Regions from separate parts of the Homo sapiens genome. Here region 1 is linked to region 2. A link is a contact called in ENCODE Hi-C or POLR2A ChIA-PET data. All regions are on one chromosome and are shown on one strand. The core of a region is the stretch at or near the end of the contact, and the rest is flanking DNA. Distances in the headings are between cores, read along the strand shown. Region 1 overlaps ST7 (suppression of tumorigenicity 7). Region 2 has its middle 59 kb from the start of CAPZA2.

Region 1 (6,383 bases), core at 3,497-5,996, 310 kb before region 2:
TTAGCCAGGCGTGGTGGTGGGTGCCTGTCATCCCAGCTACTCGGGTGGCTGAGGCAGCAGAATTGCTTGAACCTGGGAGACGGAAGTTGCAATGAGCTGAGATCGCGGGACTGTACTCCAGCCTGGGTGACAGAGTTAGACTGTGTCTCAAAAAAAAAAAAAAAAAAAGTAACCTACCACTTCTCACTTCTTGCTCTAAGATAGGAAGAAAGAGAAAGAAGAATGAATAGGGGGAGACATTCTATTTTGGAAAGTAGAGTGTGATATGAGCTGTTTCCCAGGTTAGAAGGCAATAACTGGATAAAAACTGGGTGACACTGATCTCAGTGGAGGTGCAGGTTAGGTATATCTTCTGGGAATAAGGGAGGTGGGGATGGAATTGGGAATGAGAGGGCTGAGGAAGTGGTTTGGACCTATATCTTACAAGGCAGAAGGGCCAGAAGCTATACTCAGGGCCCAGATCGTATTTAAAACAAAGATCCATTTGGCAAGGACCCAGTTACCAATGCCCAGTGAGCTCCTTCATTATTATTTGACAGAAGCAGAAAGGATAACCAAGGAGCACTGGGGCTGGGAGCTGGGGGCAGAGACCCAGGTTTCCAGCTGGCCTAAGCTTCAAACTTGTCTCATATTTACCTGCAGGGAACAAAAATCAGACAAAGGAACAATAAACAAGGCCTTTCCATCAATCTTGCAGACCTAAAAGTAGACTCTTTGTTCAAGATGCCTAGGTTCTTCCTATCCAATAAGTCCTCCTCTTCTTTTGAATTGCATATTCTATACATAAAACACTCCATGTGTCAGGAATTTCCCTATGCCCTATTATCACACTCAAAAATGCCTCCAGATTTCCACACAGCAAAAGCTTAGTAATTCCACACCAACACCATTAAACCCATGGGAAATAGAAAGATGTCAAAGCTTGAAACTGGCTAAGTGCTTCTTAAGAATTAAAGTAGACAATGATGTCACAGGAGGATAGATACAGTGATGGCAGAGACTGAAGAAGGAATACGAAACTTTATGGCAGTCTACTCCTAGATAGAAAGATTGCCAAATCAACACCTGCTCCAAGTCTTCAAAAATATATCTGGTGGTAAACAGTTTTTTTTTTTTTGGCAAAAGGGATTATCTGGGCTTAAGAAGATAAACCCAGGCAGTTGGCATGTGTTACAGTAATACCTGTAACATTTTTAGTTTCTTTTTTGATCCTAAAGTATATTCTTTTTACCATATTGACTCTTTCAAAGTCCTTCCTAATTCCTCATGACAGATCAAACTTTTTTTTTTTTACATTCTTGGTTTCTGTATATTTTGTTTAGGAATATGGAATAGCAACTGAGTGGGTCTTGGCCTCCTGCTTCCTAGATCTCAGCCAATCCCTCTGCAGCCACCTGTTCCCCTCAACAGTTGCGGGGGCTATGTAAACTGGCACTCTGCCCTTCCACCCGCCTTTGTGGCCACCTGTTGCCGAGACTTTAAGAAAACACAGGGAAGTAAGGCTCTCTTCAAGGTCAACAGCCAATGGTCCATCCCCACCTCAGTGTCTCTAAGTTCACAGGATGAGATTTTCCACCGCAGCATTAACTACTATGGCCTAAAAGGGAGGGTAACTCTCCTGAACAAAGCCCTGGAGACCACTGAGAATTGGGAAAAGCCAGCCTGTGTCATTCATCCCAAGCCCTGCCAGCTGTCCTCTAGGTCCCTCCTCTAGAGATTCTAATTCAGTTGGTCTGGGTGGTGCTCAGAATCTATCATTTTAAACAAGCTCCCAGATAATTCTGATGCAGTCAGTTTCATTCATTCATTCCTTGGATCTTATGTGCATTTGACAAATATTTTCTAAGTATTTACCCTGGCATTTCATATACAGTAGCACACAGAAACACAGATATGGTTCCTGCCTATTCTAAAGAGGAAGAAGACAATAAACGATCACACAAATGAAATATAATGATAAATGTGCTAAGCATTGGTCTATGTTCTAGGCTGGACAAATCTGGCCTAACCCATGGCCAATTAGAAAAAGAAAAAATGTTTCCTCCAAAGAAGGTTGCAGTCTTCCTCTTCTCTCTTTCTTTTCCTTTTTCTTTTCTCTTTCCCTCTCCCCACTCTCTCCTTCTTATCTACCTGACCCACTTCTGTGTGTCTGTTAAAATGAAAATATCAACCGCTACACCCTGCTGCTATCCACCTTCCCAGGCAAACCTTATGAGAGGCAGAAAGATGCTAGGGCAGAGTGGTGGAAATTTAAATTCTAGTCTTCACTCCATCCTTACCTAGCAAAGTTTCGTAGGTAAGTCACAAGTTTTCTGAATGCCTAGTCCTTAGGTCTTTACTGATTTAAAGTGGATTGCTTCTGAGCATTCCTGCCTCAGCACTGCAACTATATGACTTTCAAGTCTCTCAATTTGTGCTGAAATGCAAGCTGAAAAAGCCAAAATGGCAGTTTTGTCCCTTTATCCGCCATTAGCTCATTCACCTTCTTCACTTCTGCCATATCTTATCATTAATCTGTTCTACCCAAATGCTGAAATCCACAATCAGTCCACGAGAGGTATCAATCTACTTTCTTTGCCTGACACGGGGTCCCCTGCAGAAGATCATTTACTTCCGTGGTGAACACAAGAAGCTGTAATTTGACAAGGTTAAATGAGCCTATTTCCTCTCATTGTCTGCAGGCTCCCCAGCCATCTGGCCCTCACAGCATCTCTCTCATTCTTTATTCTAGAGTCAAGAGACAAGGTGCTTCAGAGATGACACAGCTTGACATTTATGGGCTGCTTCCCACCCCAATCCCCCAAGAGCCCTTCTAATCAAGTTTCCCTGTGTCTTTTTCCACTCTTCGTTCCAGAATCACCATTATTTTGGGTGATCCATATGGCTATCAATTAAAGTGCTACCTGAGTGCTGTTCAACTTCTTGAGATGGATGAAAAAGGAATGAAAGGAGACATAGCAATCTTCAACTCCGCTCCTTTACTTTTGAATAAGAGGTGATGGAAGGCAAGGTCAGAGAGATCTGGGTTCAAATCTCATGATTTAACTGCTATATAACCTTGGCCAAATTATTTAAACTTTGTGTCTGTTTTTACTTAGCAATATAAAGACACTGGTCATACCCACCACTCAGAATTTCAATCAGAACTAAATGAAATAATATATGCAAAGTGCTTAATATAGTACACCTGGCATGGAGTGGTAACTCAATAAATAGATCTTTTGTTATAACTCATTCCTATTCAATCGTCATCTGCTACCACTTTCCCAAAAACACACTTCTTTTACATTTAATCCATGAATTAATTATTTTATTTACCATTCTGATTTTCTCCATTTCCTGTTCTTGATTCTGACTTCTAAAAATTATGCTCTGGATGCCTCTTAAAAATACCTCTGTTATATATATATATACACACACACACACATGCATATATATGTACATATATGTATATCTATATACATATACACAAATATACATATCCTGTATCCTATTAAAATGTGTATTGATCCCTATATCCAATGAAATACATACACACACATTTTAATAGGGATATAGGAATCTATGTATAAATGTCAATGCAACATACAGAATTGTATGCATTCTATCAACATTTTGAGATAATTAAGGGGAGCATTTTCTGCACATATCCACCTTACCACTCTCAAAAGCGAAGCAAAATCCAGAGATTTTCTCCACTATAATAAACACTCCCTGCAGAGGCTGGGCATGTCTTTGCTAGCAGATAAGACTAACTTGGCAGGTCTGGACTGTGATGACAGGTGCAGTTCTTGTGGATGGAACTGGACTGGGATGGGAAGGCTTGTGCCAAGCAGGCAGAGGGGTATCTTGAAATTAAGCAAGGGAAAAAGCTGGATGGATGGGTATAGGCATAGGAACTAAAAGGGAAGAGTGAGCTAGATGGTATAACAAAGTCATTGCTAGCTTTCACCTTGTGAACTAAGAAGTATTAGGGATATCTAATAAAATATACACCTGTTTATTTTTAAGTACATTGTATATCTGTTCAGTTAATTGACTTTTTCTTTACAGAGGAAACATCAGGGTTTTTCTTTGTTTTTAGCTCTCTCTTCCAAAGAAATCAAATTTAATTTGATAATTTTAGTCTCCAGCATAGAAATCCTGAGGCCCCCAAATAATCAATTTCCCCAGGGTCAGCCGTGTACTTTAAATGTCCATGGCAGGCTCCTAGGACATTGCTTAGGTGAGAGCAGTTAGGTAATTATCTCCCTGGGGCCAGGAAGCAAACTGCTAAGCATTTCCATGCACACAACTATTTTGCAGAGCACCTGATCCTTTACCTCAATGCTGCCTCTCCCTGAAATGCACTCAGCAGAAAAGGATAGTGGCTGAATAGAAACCTTACCCTGGGTTCATTTCGAGGCCTGGCAAAGCTGAGTCCCTAAAGGCTAGGCATGTCAACAAGCTCTAAAGCAGGAGCCTAAAGCTGTACACACTGTAGTTATTTAGCTCTCACTACAGACCAGCATTTTGAGAGAGACCTTTCAAAATGTTCCTACAGGAGAGGTTTTCCTTTGCTCAAAGTTTCCTATCAGTCGGAAGCATCCTCTGCTTCCTGAGAATGCTGCAAGACAAATGTACCATAAGATAGCCCAGCAATGATCATCCGGTTCAGCAGGGGCACAGAAAACCTCACCAGCCCAGATCTGCAAAGGCAGCCAGGCTCTAGGGAAATCCCTTTATTGCTGTTGGGGCTTCCCCATCTTTGAGTTAAAAAGGAAAACAACCATTAGGCCTAGCTCACCAGAGTGAAAGGAAACAACCCACACGGAGGTAATTAATTTATAGCCTGTGAATCTACACCACGCTACTGCTAGAATAAAGTCCAGACCTACCATTTGTACAGCAGGCTAGAAAAACAGCTGACCACAGAGGCAGTGAAATGAGTGACAGAGTGCAGGCTGCCTGCACAAGATGGCCTGGGTTCCAACCCTGCTCCTCCATTGCTAGCTGTGTGACTGAAGGCAGGTTACTAACTGGCCTATTCTACCTATTGAGCCTACCTGTAAGTAAAAAGGAAACAACCATTAGCAATGACCCTGTTGTACGGTGGGGAAGAGTAAATGAGTTAGCATGCAAAGTGCTTTAGATCAGTGCCTGGCATCATCTAAGTAGGTAACAGTCTTCAGTGACCCTCCTCTGAGAGGAGGAATGTATAAACAAAAGACAAAAGCCTACCTTTCAGCATCAGAGTGAATTACTGGTTTCAGTATGAAATTGTATCCAGAAAAGTTCTTTTTTTCTATTTGCTTACTTAAAAATATTTCCAAGATGTTTTGAATGAAAATGTTAAAATACTATTGTAAATGTAAATGATAATCATCAGAGGGAGACTTGTAATGCCTTCCCTTCTCCCTCCCACAAAACATATATGCTAAAAGATTGCCATGTTTGGGGCATATATTTAGTAAGAATTTACCAAGCATTTTCCCAGTCTGAAGTTGCCTCTATTTAGGAATATTAAGGTAGGTTTTTAATCATAAAGGGGTGCTGGATTTTGTCAAATGTTTTTTCTGCATCTATTGAAATGATCATGTGATTTTCATTTTTAATTCTGTTTATATGGTGTATCACATTTATTTACTTGCATATGTTAAACCATCCCTGCATCCCTGGTATGAAACCCACTTGTTCATGGTGAATTATCTTTTTGGACATGCTGTTGGATTCAGTTAGCTAATATTTTACTGAGAATTTTTGTATCTACGTTCATCAGAGATATTGATCTGTAGTTTTATTTTTTTGTTATATTGTTTCCTGGTTTGGGCATTAGGGTGATACTGGCTTCACAGAATAATTTAGGGAGGATTCCTTCTTTATTTTTTGGAATAGGGTCAATAGGATTGGTACCAATTCTTCTTTGAATGTCTGATAGAATTCAGCTGTGAGTCTATCTGGTCCTGGACTTTTTTTTGTTGGTAACTTTTTAATTACCATTTCAATCTGTTCAGACTTTCAATTTCTTCCTAGTTTAATTTAGGATGGTTGTATATTTCCAGGAATTCATCCATCTCTTCTAGGTTTTCTAGTTTATGTGTGTAAAGGGGTTCAAAGTAGCCTTGAATTATCTTTTGTATTTCTGTGGTATCAGTTGTAATATCTCCTATTTCGTTTCTAATTGAGCTTATTTGGATCTTCTCTCTTCTTCTCTTGCTTAATCTCACCAATGGTCTATCAATTTTATTCATCTCTTCAAAAGAATTGGCATAGAAGGGACATACTTAAGGTAATAAAAGCCATCTCTGACAAACCCCCAGCCAACATTATACTGAACGAGGAAAAGTTGAAAGCATTTACCCTGAGAACAGGACAAGGATGCCCACTTTCACCACTTCTATTCA
Region 2 (7,277 bases), core at 3,474-5,973:
AAGACTCAGTCTAAAAAAAAAAAAAAAAAAAACAATTAGCTGGGAATGGTGGTGCACACCTGTAATCCCAGCTCAGGAGGCTGAGGCAGGAGAATCACTTGAACCTGGGAGGTGGAGGCTGCAGTGAGCTGAGATCAAGCCATTGCACTCCAGCCTGGGCCACATAGCAAGACCTTATCTCAAAAAAAAAAAAAATCTTTGTAGGTGATAACCTAGCATTTTATGACGAGATAAGTAAGGCCTCTTCAATCTCACCTCCCTGACCTCTAGGCACTGTTGTGCCCTAAGGCTGCATCCTTGGCCCTCTCTGGTACCGATCCCTAGATAGTCTCATTCTGGTTCCATGGCTTCATACCACCAAATGTTGATAGTTTTGTTGTTTATCTCTTATCTTTCTCTTTTTTCTCTTTCCTTCCTTTCCCCTTTTCTCCCCTCCTTCCTCCCTCCCCCTGCCTTTTGTCTCTCTTTCTTTCTCCCTGCTTTGGAATAAATGCCCCTTGGGAGCAACAGGCTTGGCTAGTATATTGCCTGCTGTATCTTCCTTCTTTGCAATAGCACCTATCACGTAGAAGGGTCTCAGTAATATTTTTAAACCAAATAAATGAAAAATTGAATTTGCTGATGGGCAAATGATGAGTAGATGGCAGAGCTGAGATAGGCACCTGGCCCTAACTGGCTTCAAACCTTTGTTCTTTTGATACAACTCCTCACTAACAGTCAACCAGGACTCAGGTCTTCTCTGGTATTAAAGCAAGAACAAGCAATTTTAGCTTAAAAAGTGAAGAATTTCAGTAGTGATTTGGTTAATTTGCGTTCCCTCTAAATGATTTTACCTGAACTCCACGGATGCTTTAGTTAAGTACATATTTTAAAATTGGAATTATTTAAATAATTGCCTAACTTGCATTTTTTTGCTCCCATTTATTATTCTCTCTATGTATGAAGAACCATTTCCTTTTAAAAATAATGTTGCCCATACCCTTATGAACTAGTTAATTTTCTTTCCAACATTTTCTTTTGGGCCATGTAGATATGACCTAATAGTCACTGCAATAATGCTGTTGTTTCAAAGGGTAGAGACCTTTTTTCTTATACAAATTGAATGTGAAGAAAAAAAAAACCACCTCACACAGTGTGAGAATGCCTGTTTTTCTTGGTAATATTTCATTTCCTTAGCGAGACTATTTTCTTCTGCTTTCCATTGTCAGCAGACAAAAAATATACAATTAAATCAAGGAAACCTGGCAGGGCCGATTTGGGAAAATCGAGTGAAATCAGTTTCTGATTTGAACAAAGGGCAGTTTATTATGTTGGAAAAACACTGCTCTGATGAGATTCACACTCAACATGTCTCATGTTAGCACCGGACACCACCTTGGAGCTCCATTTGTGTTTATCTTTGAGAGGGGGTAGTGATTTTACCCCCAAACTTTGAACTCCAAAGAGGACATGGAGTTGTTTAAGGGTCAGCTAGCGACCAGCACCCAGAATGTTCAAGCAGAGGCCCAGGGCCAGATTCCCTGACTTCTCCAGCCTTGAGCTCTTTGATTCTGAGTACAGATTTGTGTAAACAACTCCAGCAATTATGTGGGAGCAAATGAAGTGCTGGGGTTGGTTAGAGGGAATTTTGTGAATCAGATGAGTTCTACGGAGATTTTCAAAGTAAAAAAATTACATTCTGATGAACCATAATAACACCTTGTACTTGTGTAAAATCTTACACAATTTAATATTTACAATCAATGCTGTGAGGTATAATCTTAATTTTTTATAGACAAGAAAAGCACAACTTTTAAGTAATGTGGAAGGTCACATAGGCAGTAAAGTCAGACTGGATCAGGACCCTGGTCCAGTTTCTATTAGGTTGATACTACCAAAAAGGATGAAGAAAATCAATGTCTGTTTTCATGATTTTTACCTTCAGACTTTTCTGAACTGTGCCAAACTTTGGACATCTGTGGAGGTAATTTTATTCTAGAGTCTTGAATAAAAATTTAAAAAGTAAAATCAAGGTCTCCGGCAATAATGACTGCCACCCTTTGAGAGCTTTGCACACATTGTCTCATTCAATCTTTGCACAATCTTATGAGGAAGCCACTGTTAGTATTTCTACTTTATGGATTCAGAAACTGAGGCTTAGGAGGGTTACGCAATTGGTCCAAAATCGCACTACTGATAAGTGGTGGAAATGAGTCTGACCTAGCATATCTGATTCCCAAGTGTGTCCAGCTAACCTCTGTGCTATCATGAATACATCGAGAGTGAGAGTGGGGGGTGGGTGGGCCTGCCAGCCGCTCTCTGGGCGCTGAATTATGACTGGATTAAGTCAGTAACATGATGTCAGGCGACTCAGGTTTCCACATGTGGCTCTTTATGTAACAGGCAAAATTAGATTGGTGTGCTTCTGCCAAAAGGACAGTTGGACCGAAGGCAAGTAACTTGCTACAGTAAACAACCCATCTCTATGATGCATGTTTGCCACACTTAAGTACAGTTCAGTCTCCTAAAAGTTGTCAGTCAGCTGAGATTCTGAAATAATCTTTCACAGAGTGCTGCTTATCATAAATGGGTGATTTATTTTTATTACCTAAGTTTAAAACTCTTTATAACTTCCAAGCATCTGGAAACTTTCACTGCAAATTTCCATTGAAAAACAGAACTAGAATTTTAGAAAAGCATACTATTTTGTTGATTAAAAATATATTTATTCTGCTTTGGCAAATAGAAACAAGTGAATCTCTTTCTTTAATTTTTTATTAAGAGAAAATCATTTTAATCTCCTCTCCATTTAAATAAAAGTTGAGCAAAACAAAGGTAAAGGATACTGGTTTGAAGCAATATCAAATTATAAGTCAGTGGGGGAGGGGGTAGTTCACAGAGCTTGGTCTAGCCCTGTTTATATGGCTCATACCCCAAAGGGGGATATTTCTGTTGAGAGTTCAAAGTCACAGAGGTAGAAGAACAATATTCTTGACTGGGGAAGGGTGTGCCGAGTCATAGTTCGGTCAATAAGACAAAGGTTATTGAAGGATGTACTAAAGTGTCTGGTTTAGTTCAGTTCCACTGATGCAGAGTGGAACATTTCTGAAAAAGTGCATTAATATTAGCTACCCATGGGGAGTGAGGATGGAGGGGGAGAGAAAGTGGTCGGAGGATATTTCCTGTTCACTTTATATCTTTTTGTCCAATTTAAAATTTTTTCCTCAAAAATATATTTTATAATAAAAATAAACAAAATGAAACAACAAAGGATCTGCACAGAGAACATCTAGGAATGGGCATAGGTTTTTAAGCAGGAAAGTGAAGTGATCAGATATATAATTTTGGTAGCTGTTTTGGGGTTATAAGGAAGAGGCAATACGGAAAGGTAGAATCAAGAAGTCAGCTGTTAGAATACTCTTGAAATAAGATGTTGAGTAATAAGTTCTAAGTGAAGTATAATTTTGAGGCACTATTCTAAAGCCCACATGGAAGATCCACTTCTTTTTTTTTGTTTTGTTTTTTTTGTTTTGAGACAAAGTCTCACTCTGTTGCCCGAGCTGGAGTGCAGCGGTGCAATCTCGGCTCACTGCAACCTCTGCCTCCGGGGTTCAAGCGATTCTCGTGCCTCAGCCTCCTGAGTAGCTAGGATTACAGACAGGCACCCGCCACCACGCCCAGCCAATGTTTGTATTTTTAGTAGGAGACAGGGTTTCACCATGTTGGCCAGGCTGGTCTCAAACTCCTGACCTCAGGTGATCCACCCACCTCGGCCTCCCAAAGTGCTGGGATTACAGGCGTGAACCACTGCGCCCGGCCGAGGATCCACATTTTCTTCAGATCAGAGTATTTAAAATAAAACGATTCTAGGCAAACAGAATGTTAGATCTTTGATATGCCTACACTAGAGGGAGTTGCATTTTTATTATCAGATTACTTCTCTGTCAATAAAACAATGCATAAGTAAACACATCCTTAAAGTACAAAAGTAAAAGTACATACAGATACATGAAAGAAAAAAATGATAAAGAATCTATAATTTGTGAACGACAAACGAACTTAAAAAATTGAGTAAGAACAGCAAATGATCAAATGATGCATTTTTTTTTTTTTTGCTTTAGCTTCTCCCCCTGCCCCACTTTGAATCAACCAGGCTCCATAATGGCAGCCCTGATTTTTTACTTTCTGTCAGTTTAAGCATTCGTTTACTAAAACAATAGCAGTTCAATAAGCAAGACTAATTCCTGAGAGCATTACCTTAGACCATTAGCTTTTAGTCAGTCATTAATTCCTGTGACATGTCCTGGGATTAGATCATTATTGTTATCATTATTATTTTTCTCAATTCAATTTGTTTTCAAAAATGCATCTATGTTGTTTTAACGCTAGATATTTCCTTTCTGAAATATGATTTTTAGTGACTTTGGGACAGTGATTTGCTGCTTCATCCAGGTGTTTCCATAGGCCCTTTCTCACAGCTTAACAAAAAATTAGAAGAAGTTTTACAGCAGTATCACACTAGGATATTTGAGTGTCTCTGTAATTTTTCTTTACTGAGACTTCTAAAATCATTTCTGAGGACCACGTGACTGACTTTAGACATGTGGCCTCTTGGGGGCAGGATTTCACAAAGCCTTTGTATTCAGCGTTTCTTGTTTACAAGAATTGTTGCCACTGATGAATATGGTGGTTGTTTAGTCACAGTTCTGCAGAAGGAAAGCCCCAGTTTGTCTATAATGGAAAGAGCAGATGTCACAGGAACAAAGTGGCCAACGTCAAAGTAAGGGCTTTGATTGGCAAAGAGCAGGCTGTCTATTACCACATCTCCACACTTAGGCTTAGAGACATAGAGAAGAAAACTCGTAAAAACAGCGGTGAAAATTATAAACCACCAAGAAAGGTAAAGGAAATATGGTGCTTAAAAATTCCAGGCTGCCCAATAAAAGTAGGAACTGACATTACAGATCCCCTGGACCATAAATGAAGAACACAAATGGTTTGCAGAACCAGCGAAAAACAGTTCTGACATGTTTGGATGCCAAAGATTTTTAAAGTTGATCTCTTTTGGCCTGGTAAGATTTTATGCATTTTTGTCGTTCCAGCCAAGAGGTCTAAGGATTAGTGGATGTTTCTGCCAGCCTGGGACTCATGCGGTGAAAAGAATGTACTCATGTGACAGTGAAAAATTGAATGCACAAAGACAAAGGGCTTCTTTTCAAGAAAGGAATAAGAATTAATTCTCATTGTAATTTGGGCCCAGTGCTTCAAAAATAACGTTAAATTAGTAGTTAATTTAAATCAGAGATGTCTGTTTATGCATTCTAAATATGGCCATTTTCATCTCAGAATTGCTTCTCTAAGAGTACCTCGTTTTCCACCGGGTGTGGTGGCTCACACCTGTAATCCCAGCACTTTGGAAGGCTGAGGTGGCAATCATTTGAGGCCAGGAACTGGAGATCAGCCTGGCCAACATGGCGAAATCCCATCTCTACTGAAAATACAAAAATTAGCTGGGTGTGGTGATGCATGCCTGTAATTCCAGCTACTTGGGAGGTTGAGGCAGGAGAATCACTTGAACCCAGGAGGTGGTGGTTGCAGTGAGCCGAGATTGAACCACTGCACTCCAGCCTGGGTGACAGAGAGAGACTCCATCTCAAAAAAAGAAAAAAAAAAGAGTAACTAGTTTTCAGAATGCTTAACCAGGTAGGGTTTAACTACGCAGGAGAATTGGACTTGAGCCGTATTCTAAACTGGTCTACATGAGGAGCTAACTCCTTATTAAAATAATGATAGTAATAATAAAGGAGTAGGAGCTATTTCAATATTTGGATGCTAATTTATATAGGCTAATAATTATAAATATATTCACTTATTTTAACCTACATGTTTTATTGATAAGAACAAAAACACATTCATCAGAATAGCTCGGGAACATCAATGGAAGATAAAAGGGAGAAGACAGAAGTGCTTTCTGTTTCAAATGTTTGTTAAATATTTGCCTTGAAGCCAACATAGTACTAGTTGGATGACAAGATAGTAAGTCCTATTAATGATGGGCTTTTCATTACAGTAGATATGCTTTTGCAATTTTCCTAGATTTCTGCCCTGGGGTCACATGGTAAGTTAATAGTAGTTATAAACCTCTCAGCATTGTGATCAATATCTTTGGCTGACGTAATCTAGTTCTCTGGAATAATTTACAACAAAGGACAGTTTGGGCAAGCATCCATTTTATTACCTTCAATTCACCAACTGAAATATTTCATTGGTTTATGACTGAAGTTCTTTCCAATTCTTTGATAGATAAGGAATTGAGATAGTCCTGAAAGAACCCCTCAAATATGAAAAAGAAAAACAGCAATAAGCATTTCTTCCTTTGGGGCATAACGTCTGCATACCTCTCTGTGTCTTGAAACTGTCTGAAGTGCTACAACAGTGAGTCATGTGTGCCTGTGTAACTTGCTATGTGTGTCTAGTCATGTATTCCTCATCTTCAAACACATAGCACATAACTAAAACAATACTGTACTTAGTTTACTTTTTCTTCAACCTGAATGATCATTAACCATCTATTAACATTTGAGCAAAAATGAGGAACAATAATAATTTCTAGACACCAATACTGAAGACTATGGCTCTTATTCTTGCACCTTCATGCAACATGCCTGTCATTTAGACAGAATGTTCTCTTCCATGTCTGTTGTGTATTCCAGGTCTAAAGGCTAAAACAGAAAAAAGGAATCTGTCACAGGAGAAGTAATTAAAGTGATAGTGGGGAGTGTAGAGAAAGAAGTGAGGGAGTTCTCTTGCCAGTGCCACTGTCTTGTCACCTTTCTCCTCTCTCACCCTCACTGTCATATGCAGGATGAGGCAGAATCACAGCTGTTTCTACTGTATATAAAGCAGGTGTGAGGTGAAGAATGGGGTAAGAAGTTGGCTGGGCATGGTGGCTCATGCCTGTAATCTCAGAACTTTGGGAGCCTGAGGCGGGCAGATCCCCTGAGGTCAGGAGTTCAAGACCAGCCTGGCCAACATGGTGAAACCCCGTTTCTACTAAAAATACAAAAATTAGCTGTTGTGGTGGTGGACACCTCTAATCCCAGCTACTCAGGAGGCTGAGGCAGGAGAATCGCTTGAACCCAGGAGGTGGAGGTTGCAGTGAGCAAAGATCATGCCACTGCACTCCAGCCTGGGCAACAGAGTGAGACTCTGTCTCAAAAACAAAACAAAACAAACAACAACAAAAACCAAAAAACAAACAAAAAACAAAAACAAAAAGAATGGGGTAAGAATTTGGA

The links. A loop is a pair of places that touch in the nucleus more often than their neighbours do. ChIA-PET counts read pairs that join two places held with the same protein, here RNA polymerase II (POLR2A). Pooled maps may share reads with other maps.
Region 1: a pooled map shows a loop between it and region 2 (2.1-fold over the local background). The contact joins two enhancer-like sites. A Hi-C loop is called at or near these places in 4 of 168 maps with a recorded cell type or tissue (Caco-2, HepG2, PC-3 and 1 more) and 4 of 50 pooled maps. POLR2A ChIA-PET finds 5 or more read pairs at or near these places in 1 of 52 experiments (PC-9).

The regions. Positions count from the first base shown.
Region 1 is chr7:117,109,139-117,115,521 of GRCh38, reverse strand. The region is part of intron 2 of ST7 (suppression of tumorigenicity 7); the gene reads right to left. ST7-AS2 (ST7 antisense RNA 2) reads left to right here. Exons shown (of 5, transcript NR_109981.1): 5 at 2,855-3,230. Among named protein-coding and RNA genes, the nearest start is that of ST7-AS2, 33 kb to the left of the region's middle. RefSeq lists enhancers at 4,675-4,894, 4,935-5,014. Within about 2 kb of position 4,746, at least 4 of the 41 ENCODE cell types and tissues checked have a DNase peak (open chromatin) inside an H3K27ac peak, as active enhancers do.
Region 2 is chr7:116,800,362-116,807,638 of GRCh38, reverse strand. No RefSeq gene overlaps it. Among named protein-coding and RNA genes, the nearest start is that of CAPZA2, 59 kb to the left of the region's middle. Within about 2 kb of position 4,723, at least 11 of the 41 ENCODE cell types and tissues checked have a DNase peak (open chromatin) inside an H3K27ac peak, as active enhancers do.